Linked DNA regions of Mus musculus: region 2 is linked to region 1. The links are chromatin loops, found by intact Hi-C in ENCODE. Cell type or tissue: left cerebral cortex. All regions are shown on one strand. Links, peaks and the distances in the headings refer to the core of each region. The heading gives the core; the rest is flanking DNA. Region 1 has its middle 9.1 kb from the start of Gm15755. Region 2 holds the start of Zfp867 (zinc finger protein 867).

Region 1 (5,375 bases), core at 315-5,314:
CACACACAGACACACACACATACACACAGACACACACACACACACACACAGACACACACACACACACACACACACACACACACACACACACACACACACACACACACGGTGGTATGCTCTTATTTTCCCAGCAAGACCCCCTACCAATCCAGGCTCAGGGCAAAGGAGGCTGGACCCAACCACAGTTTTAAAAAAGCCACAACCCAATCCCCATCCTATGGGAAGGATAGGGGCCCTCTCTGGTGTTTCACACAAGCAGCCCCCCTCAAGGCTGTGCACCTGTGGGCTGTGCACCAGGAAGGCCCTCTGGGGAAATGGAAGCATTTGAGACCCATGTGAGGAAGGAATCAGAAGGTGTCTGGCCTGAGGCTCCCACTGTGGGGAAGGGCCTGGGTTTGTACTTCTGGGGAAGGATCTTATTGTCACCAATTGAGGGGGTGGGCCTGGGTAGTAGTAACAACCCAGAGTCCCGCTCCAAGTGTGTCCGTCCCCCCACGCTGGTTCTGACAGAGACAATCGCTATGGACCTCACTGGAAAAAATGTTCTCATTGTGAACATAAGCAGGCAGCTCGGCCTCTGCCAGACGTGCCTGGAAAATGTTTAGGACCTCAGTCAACATATGAAATTTCCATCAAACTTTTATTAATCAGGAGGCGTTTGTTGTAAACCAACCCCTGTCTGATCCCTCTGGATGTCCAGGGAGAGGCCTGCGCTTTCTGGGGCCTATCCAGCGCCTGGTCTCCTGCCTACACAATCTGCCCCAACAGAGGAAGGCTCAGGGCCCAGAGATCAATGGGGACCAAGACAAGGCCAAGCAGGTCCCTCAGTGGCCAAGGGACCCTGAGGACTGAGGGACAGGATCCTTTCCACCCTCTGAGACAACCTTATCCCACTATGCTCTCCCTGGGCCAGGCCTGCGAGGCTGCGGCTGGCCCAGCTGCTTCTAGAGGTTCTGGACTGCTCAGCTGTGATCTCTTTTATGGGGTGGGAGACTCATAAAGGACCAAGAGCCCCACTTAGGAGCTGAGAGGCTTGGCGGCTGCCCAGCCTGAGGAGGAGGGGTTGAGGCTTGGGAGGAGAGAGAGCTAAGGAGAGGCAGGCTAGAGGGGTGGTTGGGCTAGAGAGGGAAGGGCCAGGGAGGGCCAGGGAGGGAAGGGCCAGGAGGGAAGGGGAAAGAAGGCCAGGGAAGGGCCAGGGAGGGAAGATATGGGGGGAGGTTGTATAGGGGAAAGAGGGGGAGAGTTGGGAAGAGGAGGACTGGAGAGGAAGCCTCAGCCCACTAGAACTATATAATCTGTTCCAGTGACTGGGGCACTTCATATTTCCCTCCTGTAAATAAACCGGGGTGATCGTGCCCTGCCCAATGGCCTCCCAGGCTTGTCTTCACTCCCATCCCCTGTGTCCTGTCAGTGACTGTGTAGATTGGTCACACAGAAAGTCAGGCACGTGTCCATCCCTGACACTTCCCACCTGAGTCCTCTGCTTTTCTTCTCTGGACTGTAGGCTACCCTTGCCCCTCATAGACTCGTGGACTCAGTCTCCCCTTCTGGCTAGGGAGCATGGAGGGAGAACCATCCTGTCAGGAAGCCAGCCTCAGGATTAGACTACTTGGCGTTTCTTAAGCATACCCCGTTTAAGTTCCTCTAGCTCTGGGGCTTAAGTCTCCATCCCCAGCTGCTGCCCCATTCCAGACCACCTTCTCCCATCAGAATTCATCAGCTGCTGAGACTTCCTGATGAAGACCAGGGAGCCAGTCTTACTGGCAATCAGACCTTTTTCTTTCAGGGCATGCAGGGCAGGATGTGTGTGAAGAGAAGGCCACCCTGGAGGTCCCAGGAACCTTCATCCCTAGAGAGAGCTAAGGAGCAACAGTATCCAATGCTGAGCAGAAGTAGAACCCAGGCTTGGAAAGGCAGAGTTTCCCAGAGCCTGGCTCATCATCCTCCTGCAAGGCCCCTAGACCTTGTGCATGCCTTCCTGGCTGCTCAGACCTTTCAGACTCTGCCCATAGTGGCTCAGCCATGTGTACCAGGAAACAGGCCAGAAATGTGGGCTTGACTCTGTGGCCTTGACACCATGGCTTTGATTCTGTGGGTGGGCCCTGGGCACTTGTCCTGGACCTGTATCTAGTATTCCTTATTTCCTTCTTGGGCTTTAGAAGGCTGATGTTTATAAGTGTGACTGATTTTGTGTGTGGATTTTGTAGGCTGCAACTTTTTGAAGTTTGTGTGTGTGTGTGTGTGTGTGTGTGTGTGTGTGTGTGTGTGCGTGTGCTCGAGCATACCCATTAGAAATGCCACAGCATAAAAACATACCATATAGAAAGTGGTGCTCCTTCCCCCTCTTCCAACTGGGCTACCTTTCCTTTTACTTGACTGCTTGCTCTGGCTAGCACTCCCAGTAGAATGCTGGGCGGCAGTGGGGAAATCTTGTATTGTTGATCTCAGGGAAAAGTTGTCTGTTTTCCCATTAGGCAGGGAACCAGCTGTGAGCTTTTGAAACGTGCCCTTTTTTATGTTGAGTGTGTTCTATTTTACTCCCAGTCTATTAAATGTTTTTTTTTTAATCAGAAAAGGATGTTGGCTCTTGTCCAATGCTTCTTTTGTTGTTTTAATAATTGAGATGTCAATGCCCCCCCTTCATTCTAATAACATGGCATTTCATGGTACTTATATTTTATTTCTTGAATAACTCTTGGATTCCCAAGGGCTTGGAGCTGGAAGGATTTCAAATAGGCAGTGGAGCTGGGGGAGATGGACTCTCCTGGCTCTTGAACCTTCTTCATTCAATGATTCATGAACCAGGATTCACCCCGATTCCCCACGACCAATCTCAGTGCCCTGAGTCAGGCCTCACAACTGCTTCTTCCAAAGGTAGGCCCATGCTCCTCATGCACCCTTCTGGACAGTGGAGGAAAGAAAACAGAACACAAGCCAGGCCGGTGTGTGAAGTAGCTCATGGCACCCCCACTATGGCCTACAAAGCAGAGCTTGATTCTGTGACCCTGTGGTCTGGGCCTTCGGGACACCTGTTCTCACTCTCTGATGCTCAGGACAAACAAGATGCTGGTGAGGCTGTGGTTTTAATCTGCCATCTCCACTAGCAACCTCAGCATCCTAAGACAGGCATCACAACTGTTCCTCCTGCTGAGTAGTGGGGGAGTCCATGCAGAAGTCAGTTCATATGGCCTAGGGTCCAGGGAAGTCCCACTCCTGGGCGCCAAAGAACTGCCCCCTTGTGGCAGGAGACGGCAGGATGCCAAGAAGCAGCAGGCTCCCATGTCTTAGGAAGAAACCCACAAATTGGGAGCTACAAATGAGGAGGCATGCTCAGAACCTTGGAAAATGCATGCGTCAGCAGGATTAATGTACCATGAAGGTTTGTGTGTGCAGACACACAAGGCTGAGGGACAGGAGGAGAAAGGTGCCCCCCCCATGCCCACTTTACCTTGAACATTAATTACTCAGGGTCTGCAGGCACTGAAACAGCACACCATGCACAAAAGTCTGTAGTATTATTTCAACTGGAAAAAATATATAAAAATTGGATCTCTAAACCAGTAAATAAACTGAAAGGCAATTTAATGAACTTTAAAAGAATCCCCAAAGGCTGGGGAAATGGCTCAATCGGTAAAGCGCTTGAGGACCTGAGGTTGCTCTTCGAGATCATGTAAAAAAAAAAAAAATGTCAGAGTGTTGATCCTATGAGCTTGGATCTCAGCTCTGGGCAGGCAGAAACAGAAGGCTCCCTGGAGCTGGCTGGCATGCTAGCCTATGTGACTGAGTGCGTTTCAGGCCAGTGAAAGAGCGTGTCACAAAACACAAGGTGTGAGCTGGGCGTGGTAGCGCACGCCTTTGATCCCAGCACTTGGGAGGCAGAGGCAGGCAGATTTCTGAGTTCAAGGCCAGCCTGGTCTACAAAGTGAGTTCCAGGACAGCCAGGGCTATTCAGAGAAACCTTGTCTCGAAAAACAAAACAAACAAACAAACAAAAACCAAGGTATGGAGCTAGAGCTAAGAGCACTGGCTGCTCTTTCAAAGGACCTGGGTTCTATCCCCAGGGCTCACAACCATCTGTGAGTCCAGTCAGAGGATCTAATGCCCTCTTCTGGCCTCTGCAGGCACCAGGCATGCATGTAGTGCACTGACATGCATGCAGACAAAAAACATTCATATACATTGAAAACAAACAAGAGACCAAAAGGAATGACACCTGAGGTTGACTTATGCCCTCCACATTCATGTGCATATATGCAAATCTTCTCATAATGATGTGCATGCGTGAGCATAAGAGTACATGCGAGCATGAGCATGCATGCGCACACACATCACACACACACACCCCAAAAAGATCTCTCATAATATGCATTCTAAACACACGTGATGTTCACAGACTTGGTGTGGGAACTTACTTTGTCCCTTAAATATTTACTATTTCAGGCCAATGGGTATGAAGGGCTGCAGAAAAAAAAAATTGTGTGCGGGTTTCACTAGAAACTGAACATTGTGATGATAAGAGTCATAACTGGATTGCTCAGAGCACCCAGCTTCCTCAGTACACACAGGGGCTGGAAAGAGTTCCAGTTCAGGCTGGAGAGATGGCTCAGCGGTTAAGAGCACTGACTGCTCTTCCAGAGGACCTGAGTTCAAATCCCAGCAACCACATGGTGGCTCACAACCATCTGTAATGGGACCTGATGCCCTCTTTTGGTGTGTCTGACGACAGCTACAGTATACTTACATATAAGTAAGTAAGTAAATAAATCTTTAAAAAAAAAAAAAAAAAAGAGTTCCAGCTCACGTGATTCCATCCAGACAGGGATGAGTGGGGCAGTGTCCACCCTGCCACACTCCATGGTCAGCACCACATGGGGCGGGCTCTTGGGGTGACTGCTGTGCACACCTATAGCACCCCTCTCTGAGTTGGGGCCTGTGAGGCCCCTACTAGATCCGAACGTTGAAGGATAGTCTGGGAAAAGAAAGATAATGTGCTCACAGTTGATCTTAAGCGATTGCTGCTAAAATAGATGGACTGGGGCAAGTACCTCTGAGACCACGGTGCCTCTTCGTTGTGGTTCTAACCCAGAATGGGAGGTCTGGCCAGCAGAAGCCAGTCACCCTATTTAGCTCTTACCTTTCCAGTGTAAGTGCCTGGCATGGCAAGTTTTTAAAATCTTTTTTTACCATGATTTTTGTTTTCTTTTAAAAGACATCGTGTAATCCAAGTTAACCTCAAATTCGTGATCCTCCTGCCTCAGCCTTCCAAGTGATGGGATTACATGCTTTCCGCCACCTTGCTTCTCTTTTCTTTACACGTTGAAGTACTGAGCGTCAGGCTCCATCCACTTCTGCTTCTGTCTGTTCCTGGACAGACC
Region 2 (5,375 bases), core at 311-5,310, 100 kb after region 1:
CAATTGTCAAATGTCCATTTTTCAGTGAAGAAACCATAACACCAAAAATAGAGAATGAGAAAAAAGATTTAAGATTAATTATCTTTGAGAAACCAGACACCACAGTCAACAAGTGCTACACTCACTAAATAGGATGTTTTAAATGAGCGACTGACTGCCTTTAATGTGTGTAACATAAAACAGACAGCTAATCACATAGGGAAAACTTCTAGAATTAAAATGCAAAATAGAGAAATTCATAATTACAGTTAGAGATACCAAACTACTCTTTATCAATAATTGACAGCTCTAAATGGACAGGAAAGCAGTAATGGTAATAGTGTTATTCAACAACATCAGGCAGGATTTCAGTGTTATTTCTGGAACCCTTTAGTCAACAGCAAAACTAAATGATAGACCAGATCTGAGTGAGCAAACACACAAAGTACTCAATGAACATGGAAGCATTAAATAGTGAGCAGTAACAGAAATGCTGTTAGAAACCTCCGAACTGGAAATTAAATCACAAAGTGCCAAATCACACGTGGACAGATGACAGAGAGTCATCTGAAGGAACCCGACTAGTTCAAGGAAAAGAATCTTAAATTGTGGAATACAGTATAGCCAGTACACAGGAAAAGTTTAAAGTTTAAATTGTGGAATACAGTATAGCCAGTACACAGGAAAAGTTTAAAGTTTAAATTGTGGAATACAGTATAGCCAGTACACAGGGAAAGTTTAAAGCATCAAATTCACTTCCAGAAACGTGGGTCTTCTACAACAGTAGTATACACTTTTAACAGCAAAGCATCACTCCAGCTCCCTTTTGATTTGATTGCGACTCTATTGGCACCTCCTCAGTTTCCCTGGGTTGTTGATACAGGGCTCCCTTGTTCTTCATTCTTCCATTCCTAGCACCCAATCAGGGAGCTGTCAGCTCCTGTAACTCCAGTTCCAGGAGGACCTGAAACCTTCTTCTGGCCTCCACAAGCACAATACTGGTGCACAAACTCTTGCATGCACATAATCAAAATAATTTAAATTTAAAATAAATGATATGTCTTTAACAAAAAAAAAAAAAAAATGGGCCAGGGATACATGAGACCCTGCCTCAAGAAATAAAACAAAATTAATAAAAGCTAGGCAGGATGGTGTATATCTTCAACCCCACAGAAAGTTCCAAGAAATAAATACATCAATTAATTGGGCTAACAAAATGGTTCAGAAGGTAAGGAAGGCATTTGCTCTATCTAATGCTGATGGTATGATTTCAATTTCTAACTCTACACCTGTTCTCAGACTTCACACACACACCTTGGCATGCAGGCTGTATTGTGGCAACTTGACACAAGTTAGATTCATAAGAGAAAAAGGAATCTCACTTGAAAAATTGGCATTGTGAGATCCAGCTGTAAGGCATTTTCTCAATTAGTGATCAATAGGAAAGGGCCCAGCCCATTGTGGGTGATGCTATCCCTGGCTGGTAGTTCTGGGTTTTATAGGAAAGCAGGCTGAGCAAGCCATATGAAGAAAGCCAGTAAGCAGCACCCTCCATGGCCTCTGCATCAGCCCTGCCTCCAGGATGCTGTTCTGCTCGAGTCCTTGTCCTGATGTCCTTCATTGAAACACAGTGTATAAAAGGATAAGCAAAATAATCCCTTTCCATTCCAACTTGCTTTTTGGTGGTATCTCATTGCAGCAGTAGAAACCCTAACTTAGACACATGCAAACAAACTCACACAAATAAATAATAAAAATAGATCAAATGAAAATAATGCATTATAGCAAAAACTAGCTATTTGTGAACATGATTATAATTGACAAATCTATACTTAGGTTTAAAAAAAGAGAAGATAAAAGAATTACTTAGAAGATCATTTTCAATCCTATCCTCCAGACACTCAGTTCTGTTTTTTGAGACAATGTTTTATATATATTAGTCTGGTAGCACATCCTTCTAATCCCAGTACTCTCAAGGCTGAGACAGGCGATTCTGAGCTGGAGGCCCACCTGTTGGTCTACACAGCAAGTTCCAGGCCAGTTAATGCTACATAGCAAGACCCTATCTCAACAACAACAAAGCCAACTTAGTAATTTACAAGTTCATCTAACGTACTTTGTGGAAATGTATTCATTTTTACAACAACGATGGGAAACTAAAGTTTTCTCAATTGTGAGTCTAGGCCCATATGACACCCCCTGACTTGCCCCAATCAAAACATCCCAGAAATGTTACTGCTTATGCTAGGGGAAGCAAAGAGTTAAAAAGAAATCAGAGGAAGTGAAGCTCTACTTTTTGTTGTTGTTGAAAACTACTTCTTGCTAGCTTCAAGAATATCCACCTTGCTGAGAGACACAGCTTTAATCCCAGCACTCGGGAGGCAGAGGCAGGTGGATCTCTGAGTTCCAGGCCAGCCTGGTCTACCAAGTGAGCTCCAGGACAGCCAGGGTTACACAGAGAAACCCTGTCTCAAAAGAATATTTACCTTATTCAGCTCTGAGTACAATTCATACTTATTGAAAAGCTGAGATTCAAATAAATGTGCAACGATCTCAAGGTGATGACTATAAAAAAGGGGGCAAGTCCTGAAGACCAGACAGACCTGTCAGGATCAAGTGCCAAAAAAGGCTGTTCCCTCACCCTAGTGCTGCTGAAAACCTCACCAGCCACACCTCGGGAGACCCTGGACTGACTCAAACACAGTGTCAGCTTCTGCCCCACTGCGCGCTGGAGGTTTTCTTTCTAATCCCTTGAGAGAAGGTTTTCTCCCCTAACAACTGAGAGACTGGAGATGGCAGGAAGTGCTGCTCTGAGGCCCACATTCACCAGCACCTAACTAAACAATGATTCCTAGGAGTGGAGCTAAGCTTAGAGGGAGACAATGTCCCTAAGAATTAACTACGGAGCTGGAGAGACGACTCAGCGGTTAAGAGCACTGCCTGCTCTTCCAGAGGTCCTGAAGTCAATTCCCAGCAACCACATTGTGCCTCAACCCATCTATAATAAGATCTGCTGCCCTTTTCTGGCCTGCAGGCATACATGCAGGCAGAAGATGTATACACAATAAATAAATCCTTTAAAAAAAGGGGGGGGGGCTGGCGACATGGCTCAGTGGGTAAGAGCACTGACTGCTCCTCCAAAGGTCCTGAGTTCAAATCCCAGCAACCACATGGTGGCTCACAACTACCCGTAATGAGAGCTGATGCCCTCTCCTGGTGCATCTGAAGACAGCTACAGTGTACTTATGTATAATAATAAATCTTAAAAAAAAAGGAGGGGGCTGGAGAGATGGCTCAGCAGTTAAGAGCTCTAACTGCTCTTCCAGAGGTCCTGAGTTCAATTCCCAGCAACCACATGGTAGCTCACAAGCATCTGTAATGGGATCCGATGCCCTCCTCTGGTGTACTGAAGACAACAATAGGGTACTCATATACATAAGTATTTAAAAAACAAGGAAAAAAATGAACTATTGAGATGAGGACTATTCGATTGCTCCAGCTCCAGGTCCTCTAGCTGCTCCTCGAAGAGGTTTCACCCCAGATCTCAGGCTGCTGTCTAAGTGGATGATGAAAGGTCAACTTTAGGCTAGGACATATGGCAGCTATAAGAAATTTGTCAGCATCTGGCAGTTCTGAACCTGGGACCATTACTAATAGGAAATGAAAAAGATATTGTGTCAATTTCTATTTATTTAGCAACGAAAATAAACAGTAATGGTTGTCACTTTTAAAACCTTTTACAGTAGAAGTTGGCATTTGAAAATACTGGTACTGAAACTGTTGGGGGCGGGGGGCACTGCAGAGATGGCTCAGTGGTTAAGAGCATTTGTTGCTCTTGAAGAAAGCTGGATGGAGTTCAGTTTCCAGCAACCACTTTGGGGCAGCTCATAACCGCCCATACCTTTAGCTCCAGGGAATCTGACACCGTCTTCTGACTTCCTCAGACACCCACACACGTGTGTGTATCCACATACAGCCACAAATAAAGGCGGGATGACCGCCTGGCATCCCGGCCTTCACTCTGCCGCTGAGGGCACAGAGATAAGTTATGGTCCTTAACCTGCAGTCACCCAGGATTCATGGAAGGACAGCCCTTCACAGAAGCAGGAGCTATCTCCAGAGAAACACCTAGTCCCCTTCAGGTCTCAAATGAGCGGAGACAAAGATGGGCGGGGCCCACCTTACATTAGGCTGCTGTGTTTAAGCTTTTTTTTTTTTTGGTCTGGCCTTCCTCTATTTAAGCCTAAAGCTCCTGTCCAAAGATCAATTGGGGTAGGAGTGTCCTAGACCCTTCATCTGTCCCGCTTCTACGGTGCCCGCACTGACGAAATCTCTCTCGGCTTTTTCCTACTAACCAACCATCGATGTCCTGAGACTAGCGGGGGGACGGCCCTAAAGACTGGAATTTTGGGACTTCACTGTGAACACGGGGGCGTGGGACAGGCAGGCGAAGAGTAAATAGATTGAGACCCCACTTTCCAAGACTCGGGAAAGCCCAGCCATGGCTGAAGGGCGGGAACCCACAACCAAGAAGCCAGCGTCCCAAGTCCTAAGGTGGGTCGGCCATGACGCCCCAAGTCCTGAGGTGAGTCGGTCAGGCCGCCGCGAGGGCAGATGGGAAGCGAGGGGACCCAGGACACCCAGGACACCGGACAGCACCGGGATCGGGCCGCAGACACCAGCTACGGAGGCCTTCCCTGCGGCTGGTACTGGTTGGCTGTAGCCAGCGTCGGCCGGAACGCTCACCATTTCCGAATTTCTGCTGTCCCGCATCGTCGTCGTCTGCACCTCATAAGGACGCTAGCTACAGCGGAGCCACCATACACAACTGTGAGCCAGACATAGAACCTGAAGAAACGGAACCTGAACAAGAACTAAACAGTGAAAAGAACCAAACACCGCGAGAGTAAAGCATCCTGCCCCGCCCCTCCGCTCGAGCTGCGGCCTGATTGGACAATTCCACTCTGATAGACGAAGGGTTTGGACACGCCCCCAATCCTTGAGTGATTAGGGATGTAATCTAACCTTTGACAGAGAGATACTTACGGGACAAGATTTGTTTGCACTCTAGCAATGGCCCTGCCAGGACAGGACACACTTGTACTTTACCTACAGAAACATATCCATGGAACAATAACATATAGATAGATAGATAGAGAGAGAGATAGAGATAGAGATAGATAGATAGATAGATAGATAGATAGATAGATAGATAGATAGATATACACATATACATACACACACACACATATGCTATTTACAACTGGAAATTCCTAACATGACAATTATTTGAAATTTTTATTGTGAATACATTGAGACAGGGAGGGTCTCGTGTAGCTTGCCTCAAATACAGTTCAGGCCAGCCTTGAACCCCCGGATCTGCTTGCCTCCATCTT

Evidence for each region. Peaks named below come from ENCODE experiments on the same cell type or tissue, not always from the same donor. Only the 100,000 strongest peaks of a DNase experiment are listed, where the experiment ranks them.
Region 2: a loop joins it to region 1, with 2.2 times the contacts of the local background. A loop is called at or near these places in 1 of 42 quality-filtered maps.

Annotation. Positions count from the first base shown.
Region 1 is chr11:59,363,598-59,368,972 of GRCm38, forward strand. No RefSeq gene overlaps it. Among named protein-coding and RNA genes, the nearest start is that of Gm15755, 9.1 kb to the right of the region's middle. In left cerebral cortex, for the core only: a CTCF peak has its summit at 3,253 (motif pointing left); a DNase peak (open chromatin) is centred at 3,275.
Region 2 is chr11:59,467,616-59,472,990 of GRCm38, forward strand. It overlaps Zfp867 (zinc finger protein 867), which reads right to left and starts at 4,859. Exons shown (of 4, transcript NM_178417.3): 1 at 4,726-4,859. The coding sequence starts at 4,752. In left cerebral cortex, for the core only: a CTCF peak has its summit at 3,204 (motif pointing left); DNase peaks (open chromatin) are centred at 4,027, 4,444 and 4,902; H3K4me3 peaks cover 1,227 bases; H3K27ac peaks cover 451 bases.